5 separate regions of the Homo sapiens genome follow, and regions 2, 3, 4 and 5 are each linked to region 1. Evidence: chromatin contacts called from ENCODE Hi-C or POLR2A ChIA-PET data. All regions are on one chromosome and are shown on one strand. Each heading gives the region's core, a stretch centred on a gene start or an enhancer-like site at or near the end of the contact. The rest is flanking DNA. Distances are from core to core; before and after follow the strand shown. Region 1 has its middle 15 kb from the start of IFNGR1. Region 2 has its middle 17 kb from the start of LINC02865. Region 3 overlaps WAKMAR2 (wound and keratinocyte migration associated lncRNA 2). Region 4 holds the start of PERP (p53 apoptosis effector related to PMP22). Region 5 has its middle 30 kb from the start of SIMALR.

Region 1 (3,205 bases), core at 540-3,039:
TGAAGTCTTTAATGAAAAATAAAATGCTGAGTTAAGCATGTTGGCTCATGGTCTGTAATCCCAACTACTCAGGAGGCTGAGGCAAGAGGATCATTTGAGCCCAGGAGTTCAAGACCAGGCTGCACAAAATAGGGAGACTTCATCTCTAAAAAGAGTTTTAAAATTCAACTGGGCATGGGGGTACATGTCTGTAGTCCCAGGTACTTGGGAGGCTGAGGCAGAGGATTGGTTGAGCACAGGAGTTCGAGGCTGCAGTGAGCTATGATTGCACCACCGCACTCCAGTCTGGGTGACAGAGGCAGATCCGTCACTAAAAATAGTAACAGTAATAATAATTTTTTTAAAAATAGATGCTAAAATATAATATTAAGCCAAAATAAGACAGAATTCAAAGTTAAATACACAGCATACTTAGCTATGTAAAATTTTTAAACATTTCATATAAAAAGTATTCCAAAAAAATAGCCAAAAATTATAATAGTAGGTCTCTATAGGTGATGAGATTATGCTTACTGGTTTTCAGGTTTTTTCTCACACTTCCCTGTACGTCCAAGGCTTTGCACATGAGAATAAATTGAAAACAGTATTAAAACGTACTTTAAAAAAATTGATGTTCAGCAAAAGAATCTAGACACCAGACTACCTAAAGTAAGATTCCACTTATATAAGGTACAAAACAGGAAAAACCAAGCTCTGCTATTAGAAGTGAGGACAAGGGTTCCCTGTAGGCTAAAGAGAAAAGAATAGCAGGGAGTATAAAGAGGACTGGGAGCTGCTGGTTACTTAGATATTCTCAGTTTTTGAAAATGAATAATTATATTCACGTATGTGCACTTTTCTGTATGTATATTATAATTTGCTCAAAGTGATTTTAAGAAAAAGTATTATAGTTCTCATCCCAGAAAGAGGCAGAAGTGGATATTTTAAAGATCCTAGAAGTCTTCCTAAAACTATGCCCACAACTAACATTGCCCAATTAATTAATCTATTTTCTTGGTTGAGAACTTAATTCATACCAACAGAACAAGCAACCAAGTTTCTTTTAAAAAGTTCAGGACTTAATATACTAACCAGTCCTCCAGATTCTCACAGATCATACTAAATACCCATAAGAGCATTGAAAGGTTGGCAATGAAATGCCTACTAAACAGGTGTATGCATTAAAGAATTAGGCTACAGAGAGTGCGCCACTGCACTCCAGCGTGGGTGACAAAAAAAAAAAAGGCTATAAATATGACTCATCTACATGTTTCTACTGGTGAAAAAACTCACTGCCATTTCCTTCCTCTTAAGGAAGTAAGGACGCCTTTTATAGCCCTTTCTCGCAGGTGGATGGATGGCTGGAGGAGAAAGAGGACAGTCAAGCAGAAAAGGAAAAGAAAAGTGATGAACCTCAGTGGGGTTTGTCCAATTAAGCCACATCTGAATATAAGTAAGAAAGGATTCCTGAAAAAAAATACATGTGTACCAGCTACTTATACAGAGGTAGTCAATTAAGGACATAGTATAGAAAGCAAACTGCAATGTTAAGAAATAAAAAATAATTTTTAACCAATAGGTATTCTTAACAAAAAGTTGTTAAAATGAGTAAGAGATGTGGCAAATAGAAAATATAATAGGAAGAATGTGCATTCAAAGACAGAAGGGAAAATAAATACTTGGGTGTGCTTTCTTCCCTTCCTCCACTTCCTTGTTTTCACCATCAAGAAACACTGATCCTCCTCCTGAAAAGTCCCCGAGATATAAAACCTTGCTTCCTCAATCTTGAAGCAATGACTCATCTTTTTAGCACAGCTCTCCCCTTTCCTCTTCCCACGATTCAAAGTCCCTTCAATTGAAGGCAGACCAGATTATTTGGCAACTTTAGAAGACAAGCTTTCTTTTCAGGAGTCAGAGCCAAAGGGATTTCCCTGAGGAAAATACTAACAGGAAATGTGCACCAGTAGAAGGAGACTCAGAGACCTGGCCGAATCCTGCCTGCAGGACAGGCCAACTGAGTCACCTGGCTTGGGACTTTGGGAAGATCAGTTAGTTGGTCTGCCTCTCTGTGACCACATCTACAAAATGATAATAAATAACATTGGTGTGCTGCCTACTGCTTACACTTGTGGGAATCCAATAATACAATGGTTGTTTAAAAGTACTCCCTACATTGTACAGCACACAGTGATGAGTTCCTGTTACTATTATTACATCAGGAGTCAGTACTGATAGGTAGTCCACAGGCTCAGATCAGCTGCAGTGTGAAAGATGAACAGAAAAATTAGATACAGTTCCTAGACCAGGGCTCCCAAGCTGAATGCCTTTGATTTAAAATCAGGCTGTCTCCAAACCTTTTGCCCAGCACGGTGGCTCACGCCTGTAATCCCAGCACTTTGGGAGGGCAAGGCAGGCGGATGGCTTGATCTCAGGGTTTGAGACCAGCCCAGGCAATATGATGAAACCCCAGTTCTACAAAAAATAGAAAAATTAGCTGGGTGTGGTGGCGCATGCCTGTAGTTCCAGCTACTAGGGAAGCAGTGGTGGAGGATCGCTTGAAGCCAGGAGGTGGAGGTTGAAGTGAGCCAAGATTGCACCACTGCACGCCAGCCTGGGCAACAGAGTGAGATCACAAAATAAATAAAATAAAATAAAATAAAATCAGGCTGTGACAACTGTCACTCTCTACATGTAGCAGAAACTGATTCATGGGTAAAAATCAGAAGCTGTACAGTGGCTTCTTTAATCATGGACATGGCAACAGAAAAACAATAAAACAATTGCTCCGTAGCCCATGGTGCTCTAGTTCCTGCTTCCTTTCCCAAGGCCCAACCTTTGGAGTCCCTGATATAAATTGAAATGCAAATGAATTAAAAACAACATCAAAAATACTTTTAAAAAGCATGGCTGTTTAGCAAAAGAATCTAGACACAAAAAAGTGCATACGGTAAGATTCCACTTATCTCTGCCCCCACCTCCTTCCAACAAATTTCAATTTTGGACTAAAATAATTTACAATTTAAAAGCCTCATAGTGTTGCAAAGGAGGGCTAGACGGAGGACCTAGAACCTAGCACTTCCTGGTGCAGTCACTGTCAGGGTGAGGCACTGCAGTGACCTGCCGACTGAGGAAGACTTGGCCAAAAAGAACAGGCAATGGAGCTGAGCTGAGAATGAACGAGGATCAGATGGCAGGCTGTTGCAGTGACCAAGCAGAAGTGCCCAAG
Region 2 (3,085 bases), core at 441-2,940, 690 kb before region 1:
GTCACAGTCTGTCGCCAGGCTGGAGCGCAGTGGTGCAATCTTGGGTCACTGCAACCTCTGCGTCCCAAGTTCAAGCAATTCTCTTGTCTCAGCCTCCCGAGTAGCTGGGACTACAGGCATGTGCCACCATGCCCAGCTAATTTTTGTATTTTTGATAGAGATGGGGTTTCACCATGTTGGCCAGGATGATCTCGATCTCTTGACCTCTTGATCTGCCTGCCTTGGCCTCCCAAAGTGCTGAGATTACAGGTGTGATCATTTTCTTAATCTGTGAAATGGGGCTAATAACATCTGCTCTGGCTATTACTCTGGGTTTTTATAATAACAAATGAAACAAAAGATGGATCAAATTAAATGACAGAAAACTAATTACACTACACCATAACAGTGTGCTAGACATACTGTTATGAAACAGTATGTTTAACATGATCCCAACTGGAGGAGTGGGGTAGGAGAGGGGCAGGGGGTGGTGGTGATGAATATTTAAAGGCATAGAAAAAAATGCTAGAAGAATATTTCCCAAAATATTGAGGTGCAATTTTGGGGAGATGATCTAGAGCAATAATTTTTTTTTCTTAATGTTCTGCAAATTTCCCCAAAATTTCTCACGTAAACGTGAATTACCTATATAATCAGAAAAAAAGTGAATGTTTAGAAGTACACTGTAGATTGAGAGGCTGCACCTTCTCCCCCTCGCTGGGTGGCCTCACTTGCACTCTGTTGCTTGATCCTTGGCTGAACAAATCAACAACACAAACTAACAACAACACAAATACATAGACTATGACAAAGTAAGGAATTATCATGATGGGCATTAATAAGCAGCGGGAGGCCTCTGTCTTTGGTTTTGTAAAATGTGATTTTGAGTATTCTGTCAGCACTTAGGGGCTTTTGAAATATTATATTGTGTCAGGGCTTAGCAGTGGAAATAAGCCAAGAAAAGGTGCCTCAAAATTGCCTGAAAGCAGATGACAGAAGCAGTTTGCTTTGCTGGGGATCCTCAGCCTCTGTCACTTTGGGGCTGCACAGTGGAGGGAGGTGGCAGGAGCATTGCTGTGGGTGGCAGAGGCCTGTCTTAATGCCAGTTTCTGCAGTGAATGCTGCAAACATCAAGAATGCAGAAGTGGCCCAGGCAGGCTCATTGGCACTCTAAACAAAGCCCGACCCAAATTGAATGTGGAAATGAACTTTGAGGAAGAGTGTAAGGATGTGGACAAGTTTGGCTTTCTTTATAAAGTGACCGCTATCTTTCCTATATTTAAAATTTACAGAAAGAAACTGCTACATTTTTCCTTCAGGCCATGGTAAAGGTTAGAAGTATGAAGTATGAAGTATATTTTCCAAAATGCAAACCTTTCTTGTTTTTCAAAGCAAATACAAGCTGTTTTATGAAGAAGTGCTGGCAAAAGTCCAGAAACTAGCACAGAACTGAAATCAAGGTTGAAAAGAAACGATTCAAAGGAAAACATCTATTTAAGTGGGAACCACACCAACACGTGGGATTTGGCTCCCACCGGAGGCAGCCCGCAGACACCAGGTGTCACGTTTAACTGATAGTGCTTGTTGCTGACCCTGTGGGTGGCAGGAAGGAAGAGGAGTGACTGTGGCATTCGGCAGAGGATGAGCTTTGTCCTATCACTGGCACAGAAGCTGAATTCTTAGATGGCTCGACCACGGGGTTGTGTGGTGAAAAGGGGGATTTCCACTTTCAAAAATAGTATGACTTCAGTTAGGCTTGAAATTGCCTTTTTGGGAAGTTTATTATATTTAGAAACCCCCATTCTCCCCACCCCCCAGTGGCTTTTAAAGTCCATCTGCAGCATGGCACAAGTCTTCAAAAGTTTATTGACTTAATTTACCCCGGGGTTTGGAATCAAGATGTTTTCTTAAAATGTCTGAAACAACCATTGCATTGACAAAAATACATTTTAATTAAAATGCTGAAAGTAGTAAAATGGCAAGGGACCTTTTTTCCTCTTCAGAGTTCTCTCTACTTTTCAAATTGCCTATTTTGTGGTTTTCACAAAGGGTATTGATATCCCAACTCTGGGCAGTGTGCTCTGCTTGCTAGCTTCTGGGAGCCACTGCCTGGAGTCAGGCAGCCACAGGAATCTCCATGTCACCTAGGATGTCAATTACACAAACTGCAAAAGTAGAATCAACTAAAAAAATTCAATAATGAGCATTTTTGTTTAAAAAGTAAACATCAATGTATTGCATTTAGAAGAAAAAAAATCCTTGTAAAATGTAGTAGTCCCGTAAGGAAAGATGAGTTTTCAAAGATGAGCTTTTCATGGAGGCTAAGATGACAGCCCGCTTCCAGTTCAGCAGGAGCCCCTTGGTATGTTTGGCCACCCAGCACAGTGCAATGTGAGAAGGCAGGCAGATTATGTATCGTGGATTTAATTTTGGATTTAGGGAGGCACATGGTCTGCCCAATTCAGTTTCCATTTTTTTCTGTCCTCCCTGAAAACAACTTTCTGTGCAACTTCAATGTGCTGTTCCTCTCAATAACTCCAGCCTGTGGCTAATTTGGACCAGGACAAGGAGAAAAGCTCTTTCTTGCTATGAGTTGCTAAAGGATTCATAGAAGCTAATTCTTCGCCTCCATTTGAAAAGTGGAAGGAAGGTAAAGAATTCCTACTGATCTCCTGTTTCCTACCTTGGAGCAGTGATGTCAAACTCTGTAATCAGTGGTAGTAGCTTTGCATCACATTACTTCAAAATATCTCCTTTACCTGATCACCATTAACTTGAAATCGCTGATTTTTTGGGTGCAATCTCTGCCCCAAGTTTCCACAGAATGTTTTATAACAAATCTTTTGGGTTTTTTTCTTCCCAACTTATTAATCATTTGCCAGCATAAGCAGTAACATGACCAGCAGACAGTCTTTTTGGGTAAACCTCTGACTACCTTTCTCTGTTGGTGGAATTTAGGAACCATGTGTAGCAATGCAACAACTGAGCCTGCCAATCTCTAATGAGAGCTTGGGACATTTCAGGCTACTCTTTGGCCTTAAATTCCTCTCCTCTCATGGAAACTTTCCTTTCATCTATCCTATCCTTTTCCAAGGCACATTCCAAG
Region 3 (3,457 bases), core at 930-3,429, 590 kb before region 1:
CCATTCTCCTGCCTCAGCCTCCCGAGTAGCTGGGACTACAGGCACCTGCCACCATGCGGGGCTAATTTTTTGTATTTTTAGTAGAGACCGGGTTTCACCATGTTAGCCAGGATGGTCTCAATCTCCTGTCCTTGTGATCCGCCCGCCTTGGGCTCCCAAAGTGCTGGGATTACAGGCATGAGCCACCGTGCCTGGCCTGATTCAAGTTTGAATATATCCGTGGAGCACTGTGTGCTCACGGCAGATGAGGGTAGAGGTGAGAAGACCCAACAACTCTTTGGATATCCACGTGTTAACCAGCCAGGCATTTACATTGTTTCCCTAACTTGGCTTCAGTTCCCCTCAGCCTTTTGAGTGTTGGTCGCTGATCGTGGTTATGGAGGAGGTGTCTTCAAAAGCATCAAGGAAAAAATATCAAATATTTTGATATTTGATATCAAATATCAAAATTTGCCATGGTGCCCAGCATGGTTCAAGATCATAAGTGTCAAGCACATCAGGTAAGGAAGATAATAATAATTCAAGGGCAAATGAATTGCCCCATGGACAGTGAATTACAGTATGCTACAATGGATTTGTTTGGACCATTTATCTTTTCTTTTGAATTGACTTAACTGTACATTTGTAGGAGATAAGCAGGAAATCAGAAGCACTCCTAGGGATTGGCACTGGTCTAAATGACAGCCCTAAGGAGGAGCTTAGATACCAGATTCATCCTCCATCCAGGCAGAAGCTCCCCAGGGATAAAACTGCAAGGTTAAATGTGAAACTCAAAATTTGAAGCAAAAGCCTCTCCTCTTCTGCACTTCTTTTCTTCCTAAGTTGAGCAGTAATACTAGAAACAGAGTCAATTGAACCTGAATAGCTCCTCTGGGGTACCAGGCATCATTCTAAGGAACTCGTTTCATCCTCACAGAGGCACAGATGGGGTATGTAACTTGCCAAAGCTCACACTGCTTGGAGTAGAGTCAGGATTCTAATCTGGCTTGTCTGGCTCCAGAGCCCACGTTCTAAACCATTAGGCTCATTCTGCCTCTCTTGGAGAAGACACAAGAAGTCCCAGTCTTGGCTAGCCTGGCTAGTTCCAGAGACCTCCATAGCTAAACAAGGTGTAGAAATAGAATGTCCCGTCACTTAGCTATACTTCTATCCTTCCCACCTTCTACACAACTACCATTACCATTGCCACCAGCAACTGGTAAATATTGATGGAGCTTCTTTTCTTTGCCAGGCACCATAGATACAAAAACTAAAAAAAAAAAAAAAGAGACTGTAATCTTGACCTCAGGAACTACAGAGGAGATAGACATCCAAGCAAATATGCCAACAAAATCCCAAGTGGGGTCTAGTAAGGGCCAAAAAAAAAAAAAAAAAAAAAAAAAAAAAAGAGCTGGTGTAGCCAGATGGGCAGGGACTCACCTTGCTTCAGGGACAAATTTGCAGTGGTGATGAATTCCTTTCATTCTTAGCTTTCCTCCTATTACTTCCCTGATTTATTTTACTTACAAATGACACGTCTAAATGGCAGAGACCTGAAGTTCTCTTGATGGGGTGCTGAGATGTTCAGAAGGGAGGTATCCTGTTTAACCAACAGATCATTTATAGATAAAGAGAGGCTCTAACTTAGCATACAGTTCATCTATTTCCTTCCCCCAAGAAAGAAGGGATATTTACATCTCCTCTATTCCTTCTTCCAGGGCAAGAATCTTCTGTTCCATATGCAACATCTTCTGGCAGCCTTGTCCTTTTTCTGTCCTTGACGACTACAATAACAAACAGCTGTTGCCGAGGCATTGCTGTTGACGTGTTACCTTTGAAACCTCCCTCCTGTTATGGAATAAGCCTCTTCCAGATCATGGCTCATTATCATCTAGTCTGACAAGCAGCCTTGTTGCCACGGAGACCCAAAGGGATCAGGCGTGGCATTTGCCTGCATCATCACCCCCTCCAGGGGAACTATAAGGACTCTTCTGTGCGTCATGCGTGGCTGTCCTGGGACTGGCTGCCACCAGACTTTTCCTGCGGGTAAAACCTAAACAAATGATCAGCTGCAGATAATATCAAGACCTCTGTTTGATATGTTAATAGTGACAGCCAGATTTCCACAATTAACAACGAGGTGGGAAGAAAACACTGTAGTCACCAGACTTGGGAGGAGAGGGTTTGTATTCACATAAACACAACCTCACGTCACTGCTTGCCACCACAAAGGGCTCTGTTCACTGTTTTGTTCTCAAAGATCATCCTTGCGCTCATCCTCTGATCTTGAATTTCTACATAACTTTCTCAGTTTATATGCCCTGTGGCAAGTGCAGCAAGCACTGTTTCCTGTTTCTAAACTTGTAGAAAATCATCCATACATCTTACAGTTGTCAGTTTTAACCAGATAACAGTGGCACTTTGTTGCTGCTTTTTTATCTTTAGCTTAGGTTAACAGGACCCTGGAAGTAAAGTTGTTGATTTATTCAATAGAGTATTCTCAATTAATTTGGCTAGATTTCTACATGATTCAAAATCTAAAAAAGTAGAAATGCATGCTTACATGTCTAAGGCCTGAAAAATTGGTAGTGACATCCCAAAATAAATGAAGGTTTTAAAACAATAAATGATCTCTTTTTTTTTTTTTGCTTCTGTGCTTGGGGAGAAGCAATGAAGGAAACAACAATGTTGCTTTAAGGAGTGAGGACCCCAAAAATAAGAATATATAATTATGACAGATAGGGCATAGGGCGTTGTTCAGAATTGATGGGGCTGGTGCACACACAAACATTTTAATAGTTCTAATACTTTGTGTACACTCTTGCGATGAAGTGATGACTTCATTAATTGATTGAATAATATTTATGCAATGCTACTATGTGCTAGCTATAGAACTAAGCTTAGTCTCTTAAGATCTTAACATTCTGAAACTATTAAAATGTATAATCACCATTTGTAAAAGTAAATATACTAATCTAATAATTTGGAATGTACATTACAGTAAAAAAAAAGCAGGGGAACATCCTGTAAAATGTCACTCAGAGATAACCACCACTTACAGAGTGAAGTATATTCCTGCTTTTTGCGGATAGTGTGTGCGTATATATGTTTAAGCAAAGCTAACAATATACTATTTTTATAATTGGCATTTACTTTTTCTTTTGCTTAACTTTATATCATAACCTCTTTCCCACATCATTACAAACTCTTCATAAATAATCTTACAAATGGTTATGTAATATTTATCTTATTTGTAACACATACTATCTTCTTTTTTTCATCAACACACTGCATGGATAACAGATTTATTTTTTAAGTCAAAAATCTTTCTTGGCTACACTAACCAATGTTTTTGGTTTTTGTTTTGTTTTGTTTTGTTTTGAGACAGAGTCTCACTCTGTCTCCCAGGCTGGAGTGCAGTGGTGTGACCTCGGCTCACTGCAACCTCCGCCTCCTGGGTTGAAGCGATTCTTCTGCC
Region 4 (3,332 bases), core at 82-2,581, 870 kb before region 1:
TGTAATAAAAATATATGACGTGGTTTATGTAAAACTTGAATTATGTAAAATGAAGGCTAGGGAAATTATTTCATGTATTTTCAGATACTTTCTCCATGCTTTTATTCGTCCTCAAGAATTGCCAGAAAATGGCATAAGTCAAAAGAGTATTCTGTTTCTATTGAGAATATCAAATTGGAATACAATTTAAAATATTTTTAAGTAGTTCCCACTTTTATATTAAATTAACAGAAAAAATAGGGGATTCAGAAGAAATCTTTGGAGGTACAGGGTTAAGACATGACCCCCATACGATGTTTCAGTGATTTTCCCAAGGCCACCGAGGTGCCTGACACTGAGAACTCCTTTGTCCTCAGCGGCACACCTGGCTGCCACCCCACCCTTCCTGTCACATCTTAGGAGTCAGAACTGCGACGGGAGCTAGCCCAGGACACCGAAGGGGGGATCCTAAATGCAGGTTGCATGCTGACGTATGATTTTTATTTGGAAAAACCTCAAAATAGTAAATGAAGAGTAGAGAGAGTGCAGTTTAAATAGGTAGAGATTCGTGATAGGAAGTGGACTGCAGCAGAGGCGACATGAAATTATCTGGGGAAGCCAGATGAAGCCTTTCCGAAAGGAAGCGAGCATTTGTTAAATTACATGTTCATTCATCAAATTCACTGAGCTCCCCTTGAGATCCAAACACGGTGCCGGACACTAAGGATACACAGATAAATTCAGCATCGCCTCCGCTTTCCAAAATCTGGCAACCCAGCAGGAAAGAACAGCATGCAAAGAGATAAGAGTACCCGGGGAGCCACGGTCCAAGGTGCAAAGGCGGAGCCTAGGAGGAAGGGATCACCTGTGTCAGCAGGGGTCAGGGACGGGCTTCTGGGTTTGGGTGCACGCGTCCAAAGGAGTGCAGCCTTTATCCACAGGTGCAATTAGAACACCCATCTCACACTGCTGAAAACTCAGATATGGCACTGCTGACCACCGCCCCACGATGCGACATCAGGGGTCAGATATTAGGCTGGCGCTGTGCAGATAAACAAGTGTATATGTTGGTGCGCCAGGAAGACAAAACACGCGCCTGGAGAGGCCAGGAGAGCGGGACTGGAGGGTTGTGGGACGCGCGGGACCCTCGGGCCGCCTTCCGCCGCCGCCCGGTGTCACCAGAACCCAGCCTGTTTACCAGCGGCCCCGCCCGCCCCGGCCCGGCAGGGCAGGTCGGGGCGGGCGCGCTCTGAGTCACCGGAATCTAGGTGGGGCCGCCCGGAGCGGCGTCCTCGGGAGCCGCCTCCCCGCGGCCTCTTCGCTTTTGTGGCGGCGCCCGCGCTCGCAGGCCACTCTCTGCTGTCGCCCGTCCCGCGCGCTCCTCCGACCCGCTCCGCTCCGCTCCGCTCGGCCCCGCGCCGCCCGTCAACATGATCCGCTGCGGCCTGGCCTGCGAGCGCTGCCGCTGGATCCTGCCCCTGCTCCTACTCAGCGCCATCGCCTTCGACATCATCGCGCTGGCCGGCCGCGGCTGGTTGCAGTCTAGCGACCACGGCCAGACGTCCTCGCTGTGGTGGAAATGCTCCCAAGAGGGCGGCGGCAGCGGGTCCTACGAGGAGGGCTGTCAGAGCCTCATGGAGTACGGTGAGTGCCCGCCGCCGCCGCCGTCGCCGCCTCCAGGAAGCCCTCGGGGCCGCGGCCTGCAAAAGCCGCCGCGCGTGATGGGCCCTCACAGGGTCGGGGGAGCCAGTGCTTTTCAGAATGCCTGTTTAGGACGAGCTCGGGCTCATGCATCCGACCTGAACCAAATGCAGCAGCAGTAGCTTTGGGTGGCCAACACCAAGCTCAGAAACAGAAAAAAAAAAAAGGCCGTAGTTCAAACTGTATAGTTTTTTTCCTGGGTTTTGTCGGTTACGTACGAAAGATTATTTCAAGCATTGCAAGTTTAGATGAGTAAATATAATGAACAAAGTTTCTTGGAGACCTGAAATTTCTTCCCATTTCTCTTCCTTCTCGTTTCTTCTTATGATTAAAATATAAATATTGAAATAACGTGCCTTCCCTAATATCAGTGGATTCGTTCAACTTGATATAGCTGAAAAAACTTTCTCATTTAAAAAAGCCCTTTCAGGCAGTTTTAGCAGTTAACGTTTTCAATAGATATTTCAGTCTACTTTACCGGTCAGGCTAGTTCTTGTTAGCTCTTGTTCTAGGGCGTGTCCTTTGGTTTAAGCATGGCATTGTTGTTTAGAAAACTTAATTATTTTAATCCGATTTGAAATCTAAAAAGCAAACACATTCCCTACACTCGCGACGTGAAGCAGAGTTGACAAATTTAATGTACCTAGCAGGTGAAGTACTGTATGCCATTTTCCCAGCATGGAGGAAGCTCCCTGCTTGCCTTGCTGAAAGTCAGGACTGGAGCATAGTTCTTGTCTGAGAAGGCATTTTCTTTCACAGTGGGAAGCCCCCTCTCCTTTCCTGGGGGTGGATGGGAATCACAGCTGGGGTCTACTGTGATTAGCAATGTGTGTGGGGGTGGAGATGGGGTCTGTGAGAGCCTAATAAAACCTTAAAGCCAAATGGGCTTTACCTACCGGGTTTAATAGTTTTAAACACAGACAGCAAGCTACCCTGCCTGTTTTCATTTCTTACTATTACCATTGACTTGATTTTTTTCTTTGAAGTGGCCCAGGGCTTCCAACCCAATCCTGTTTATTTGTGTTTCCGGGGGACTATATCAGCAACTTGGTGCCCTTTCTTTTGTGTAATCCTTTGGACGTCACTTCCCCACAAAAGGAAGCATGGTCCCCATTAGCCAGGTAATAAAATGTAAACACTGCAGAAAATTCCAGCTTTCTTTGCAGTTTGTGTGTTTTCTTCTCTGAAAACCCATACACTGTGCCAGCTCAGGTTTGTATCATCTCCAGTGTTTTAGGTTTTTAAAGCGAATTAATTGTTTTTTGAAATAATGTACCTCTATCTTCTAGTTAAAATGCATCTGAACTCAGTCTCTTCTAGGGGACCTAACAGATCTGCGTGTGTGTTTTTAAACATACTTTGATAATTATACCCTACTCCAAAGACTAATGCAGACCCAAAGTATATGCAGTAATCCTCCACATATAAAGTAAGACTAGCGTGCCTTTGACTGGTGGCGGGGATATTGGCAGAACTATGATCAGTGCTACTGACGGGACATGATTTGACCTGCAGGGCTCTGGCTGTGACCACAGCCCTCTTGTGAAACATGCACAATGCCATTTTTATTTTTCTTGACTTGCAGGATGAGCTCACCTTTTTAGGGTGTGGTGTTCCACCTTAGACTGATACAGTGCTTTGTATATGGAAGG
Region 5 (3,314 bases), core at 239-2,738, 740 kb before region 1:
GAGTGCTCAGAGTTGGTTGTTGGAATAACTGGACTTTAATTCCACGTCTGCCATTAGACCAGCTAAGGGACCCTCAGCAAGTGCCCCAGGCTGGGTCTGGTGCTTACCTGGAACCTGGGGCAGTGAGCCAATTGTCTTCCTCATGCTAATATTCTATTCTCTCACGTTTGCTCAAAGCTATGTGTAGAGGTAGGTTAAGTCAATGCATTAACTATGTAGCAAACACAATGTCCATAACGTCTACCTTCTCGTAACAGGGAAAATAGAGATTGCTTTAAATAACCAAATATAGATGGGGCAAAAGGGGCTGGGGAGGCAGACAGGGATTCAGGGCCAGGGTAGAGGTTTTGGACTTTAATCTGAGGACAAGGGAGGCTCTTGAAGGACTTAAAGACAGTAACGTGGTCAGATCTGTATTTTAAAGAGATCTTCTGGCTGCAGTGTGGAGACTATGTTGTGTATGTCTGTGTGTGTGTATGTGCATATGTTTGTGTCTGTGTGTGTAGGGAGGCAGGATGGGAAAGGAGGCTTCTAAACTAGGCCAGAGATGTTGGTCACTTGGACTAGGGTTACAGCAATGAGGCTGGGATGAAGGGGACAGGAAGGAGGAGATTAAGAGGCAAAGTTAAAGGGACTTAGTGCTGGATTGTGGGGTGGGTGGGGGGTAGTTTCAGGGAGGCCACCTAGAGTTTTGCTTTGAGGAGCTGGGTGGTGGTAATGCCATTTCCTGACATAGGGTGTGTGTGTGAGTGTGAGTGCACACTTGTGAGTGTGGTGATATGTGGGGGCTGGTAATGAGAAAGTGGATGAATGAATTCCATCTTGGACCTGCTGGGTTTGAGGTCTAGCATCATTTGAGGAATCCAGATGGTTGAGAACTTTTATTAAATATCAACTGTGCATTTTGTGAGGATACACACCCCCGCTACAAGAATGGAATAGACATTTGCTTTGTTTATTGAGCAAATACTATTTTGATCTTTAAAAATAATCACCCTAACTTTTTTGTGTTGTGTTCTGTCTTTCCCAAAGTATTTGACTTTTGGCTACTCATGTAGGTTGACATCAACGCCACGACTGACCTGGGCAGTTCCCTCATGTTAATATAGCAGATCTTGAATCTGCACCAGCGACTTGAGAGAAAATCACTCTAAACACTCAAAACCACAGAAGTTCCTTCTCAGGACCTCAAACATGCCATAGGCCTACGTACCAAATTTGTTCTATACTTGGATTTTTCTATACTCAGTTTGGAAATAAAGTATGCCTCCTTCCTGGGAGAAATCACAGCCTTCAGGGAAAAGAGAAATATAGCTTTGGGCCTTGGGATTTAAATCACAATGTTAGATGGCATCCACTCTTGGTCGACTGAGGCTCCAACTGCATGGTTGTGTATTTTCAGGTATTTAAGTGATTTTTGAACGCTGCATTTCTTTGACTAGCTGAATATTTAAATTTGCCACAGGATGGCAGCATGATGTTATAAAAGAGAAGAGAAAAAAAACCTTTTAAAGCCCAGGTATTAATGAATAGAGGCCTGGAAAGCAAACATAACTGAGAATTTTTCTTCTTGTTCCTACAACTGTAAAGAAAGGAAGGAATAAAGTATGAGAGAAAGCAATGAAGTAAAAGATGAAAAAAGGGCTGGAGAAATTGAGGGAGGGAAAGCAATTTAAAAAGAAAGTAAAAGCAAAAAGAAAAACACTTCACCTCCAACTAGATCATATTTAACTAAAGAAAAGAACCAAGCTGCTGATGTAGGAAGTTTCCGAGGGAGGAAACCAGTGCTATAACCACATTTATTCACAGCCTCGATGTGTGAGTGCAAGACAGACATTTGACCTTCTTATGAAAGCAGTTGTCTCTTTGGGAAACTATGAGAATGAATTTACATTTACAAAGTTTTCTAGTCCCTTTAAGTAAGTCTTACATTAGCATAATTCCCAGCTTGCATTCAAAACTGATTTTTTTCAATATCCTTCAAAGAGGTCATTAATGTTGGTTTCCATGTTTACATTGTGTAGGGAAATAAGTGAAATTACTCAAGAAGGGAATAAACGGTATTCAGACACACATTGACAGCAATGGCTTCCTGTGATGGAAACGAGAAGGCTGCCTCCAGTTCAGCGCTTCCAGAAGTCTGCAAGCTGGGAAGAGATCTTCCAGAGCTGGCGGCTTGACTCTGCACTGACCAGCCACCACTTACGTGGGCTATTCTTCAGGTCCGTCACCAACTTGCTCTCTCCTCAGTCTAATTAATTTGACTTAGCAGGGAGTTCTGGGATGGGAGAGATCTTAGGAATGGTGATCGGTTTTTCAGCCTTGGCGATAATGACATCTTGGGCCAAATAATTCTTTTTTTAGGGGGCAGGGAGCTGTTCTTCTTATGGTAGGATATTTAGCAGAATCCCTGGCCTCTCTCTATCCGCTCAGTGCTAGTAACGTCCTTCAGTTGTGACATCCAAAAATGTGTCCAGACATTGCTGAATGTCCTCTGGGGAGCAAACTCCCCTCTTCCTCCATTTGAGAACCAGTGTTTTAGATAAACTCTAATTACAAGAATGAAGGAAATTCTGAAAGTTTTCTCTGTCTTACTGTCCTGTTTATGGGCAAAATTGTTATTGAATCATCAGAGATATGTGTGCTCTTCAAATCTATGTTGGAGATTTCCAAACATTAAATCCAGGCATAAAATGCCCTTATTGTAGCAAAGACAACGTTCTCTTATATGAATCAGAAAACAACATATGCTTATTATAAATATTCTGTTGGGCAAAAACTTACACAAAGCATCACAGGGGATGAAAAGCAGTAAGAATTTTTACAGAAATAAAAACAATTACGTTGTTAATTGCCAGGTACTTTTCTTATTCATCAAGATGTCCATGTTCTATTCATTTCATTTAAAGTTTGCAACATCTCTATGGAGAAATATTATTTGCATTTTATAGAGAAAAAAACTGAGGCTGAGAGAAGTTTAATCACTAACTCAATGTTACATTAATAGATAGCAAAACCAGATTAAAACCCAATCTTTCTAACACCAACAACTGTATGTGCTCTAGTACTGGCCACTAACCCTTGAAAATCTTACAATCTAGTTGGGGAAACAATACACGTACATAGGAAAGTTGTCCAATGTCATAAGGCAATAGATGATTTAATCCAAAAGCCATAAAAATTGTTAAGATGCATTGCTGTAGATAAGAGTGGTCTGAGAAATTATGAGGATATGATGGGTCTTGATCTGTATGTATTTAAAGAACCGAGGATTGGAGAGATGGGATGAGATGGGTTCTGTGGCATAAAGCGGC

What was found. A loop is a pair of places that touch in the nucleus more often than their neighbours do. ChIA-PET counts read pairs that join two places held with the same protein, here RNA polymerase II (POLR2A). Pooled maps may share reads with other maps.
Region 2: a pooled map shows a loop between it and region 1 (2.5-fold over the local background). The contact joins two enhancer-like sites. A Hi-C loop is called at or near these places in 1 of 37 single-sample maps with no recorded cell type and 2 of 50 pooled maps. POLR2A ChIA-PET finds 5 or more read pairs at or near these places in 4 of 52 experiments (MCF 10A, OCI-LY7, Panc1 and 1 more).
Region 3: a loop to region 1 is called in a pooled map, with 1.9 times the contacts of the local background. The contact joins two enhancer-like sites. A Hi-C loop is called at or near these places in 2 of 50 pooled maps. POLR2A ChIA-PET finds 5 or more read pairs at or near these places in 4 of 52 experiments (B cell, MCF 10A, OCI-LY7 and 1 more).
Region 4: a loop to region 1 is called in a map of CD8-positive, alpha-beta T cell, with 3 times the contacts of the local background. The contact joins the promoter of PERP here to the enhancer-like site in region 1. A Hi-C loop is called at or near these places in 1 of 168 maps with a recorded cell type or tissue (CD8-positive, alpha-beta T cell). POLR2A ChIA-PET finds 5 or more read pairs at or near these places in 1 of 52 experiments (MCF 10A).
Region 5: a pooled map shows a loop between it and region 1 (3-fold over the local background). The contact joins two enhancer-like sites. A Hi-C loop is called at or near these places in 2 of 50 pooled maps. POLR2A ChIA-PET finds 5 or more read pairs at or near these places in 2 of 52 experiments (H1 and HCT116).

The regions. Positions count from the first base shown.
Region 1 is chr6:137,232,720-137,235,924 of GRCh38, reverse strand. No RefSeq gene overlaps it. Among named protein-coding and RNA genes, the nearest start is that of IFNGR1, 15 kb to the right of the region's middle. Within about 2 kb of position 1,789, at least 24 of the 41 ENCODE cell types and tissues checked have a DNase peak (open chromatin) inside an H3K27ac peak, as active enhancers do; they include CD8-positive, alpha-beta T cell and OCI-LY7, where a contact is called at or near this core.
Region 2 is chr6:137,926,481-137,929,565 of GRCh38, reverse strand. No RefSeq gene overlaps it. Among named protein-coding and RNA genes, the nearest start is that of LINC02865, 17 kb to the left of the region's middle. RefSeq lists enhancers at 1,602-1,841, 2,687-3,085. Within about 2 kb of position 1,690, at least 12 of the 41 ENCODE cell types and tissues checked have a DNase peak (open chromatin) inside an H3K27ac peak, as active enhancers do; they include OCI-LY7, where a contact is called at or near this core.
Region 3 is chr6:137,822,818-137,826,274 of GRCh38, reverse strand. WAKMAR2 (wound and keratinocyte migration associated lncRNA 2) reads left to right here. Exons shown (of 4, transcript NR_049793.1): 4 at 1,698-2,606. Among named protein-coding and RNA genes, the nearest start is that of TNFAIP3, 43 kb to the left of the region's middle. Within about 2 kb of position 2,179, at least 14 of the 41 ENCODE cell types and tissues checked have a DNase peak (open chromatin) inside an H3K27ac peak, as active enhancers do.
Region 4 is chr6:138,105,418-138,108,749 of GRCh38, reverse strand. PERP (p53 apoptosis effector related to PMP22) reads left to right here and starts at 1,331. Exons shown (of 3, transcript NM_022121.5): 1 at 1,331-1,623. The coding sequence starts at 1,410. RefSeq lists a silencer at 1,153-1,202.
Region 5 is chr6:137,973,990-137,977,303 of GRCh38, reverse strand. No RefSeq gene overlaps it. Among named protein-coding and RNA genes, the nearest start is that of SIMALR, 30 kb to the right of the region's middle. RefSeq lists an enhancer at 1,660-1,769. Within about 2 kb of position 1,488, at least 5 of the 41 ENCODE cell types and tissues checked have a DNase peak (open chromatin) inside an H3K27ac peak, as active enhancers do.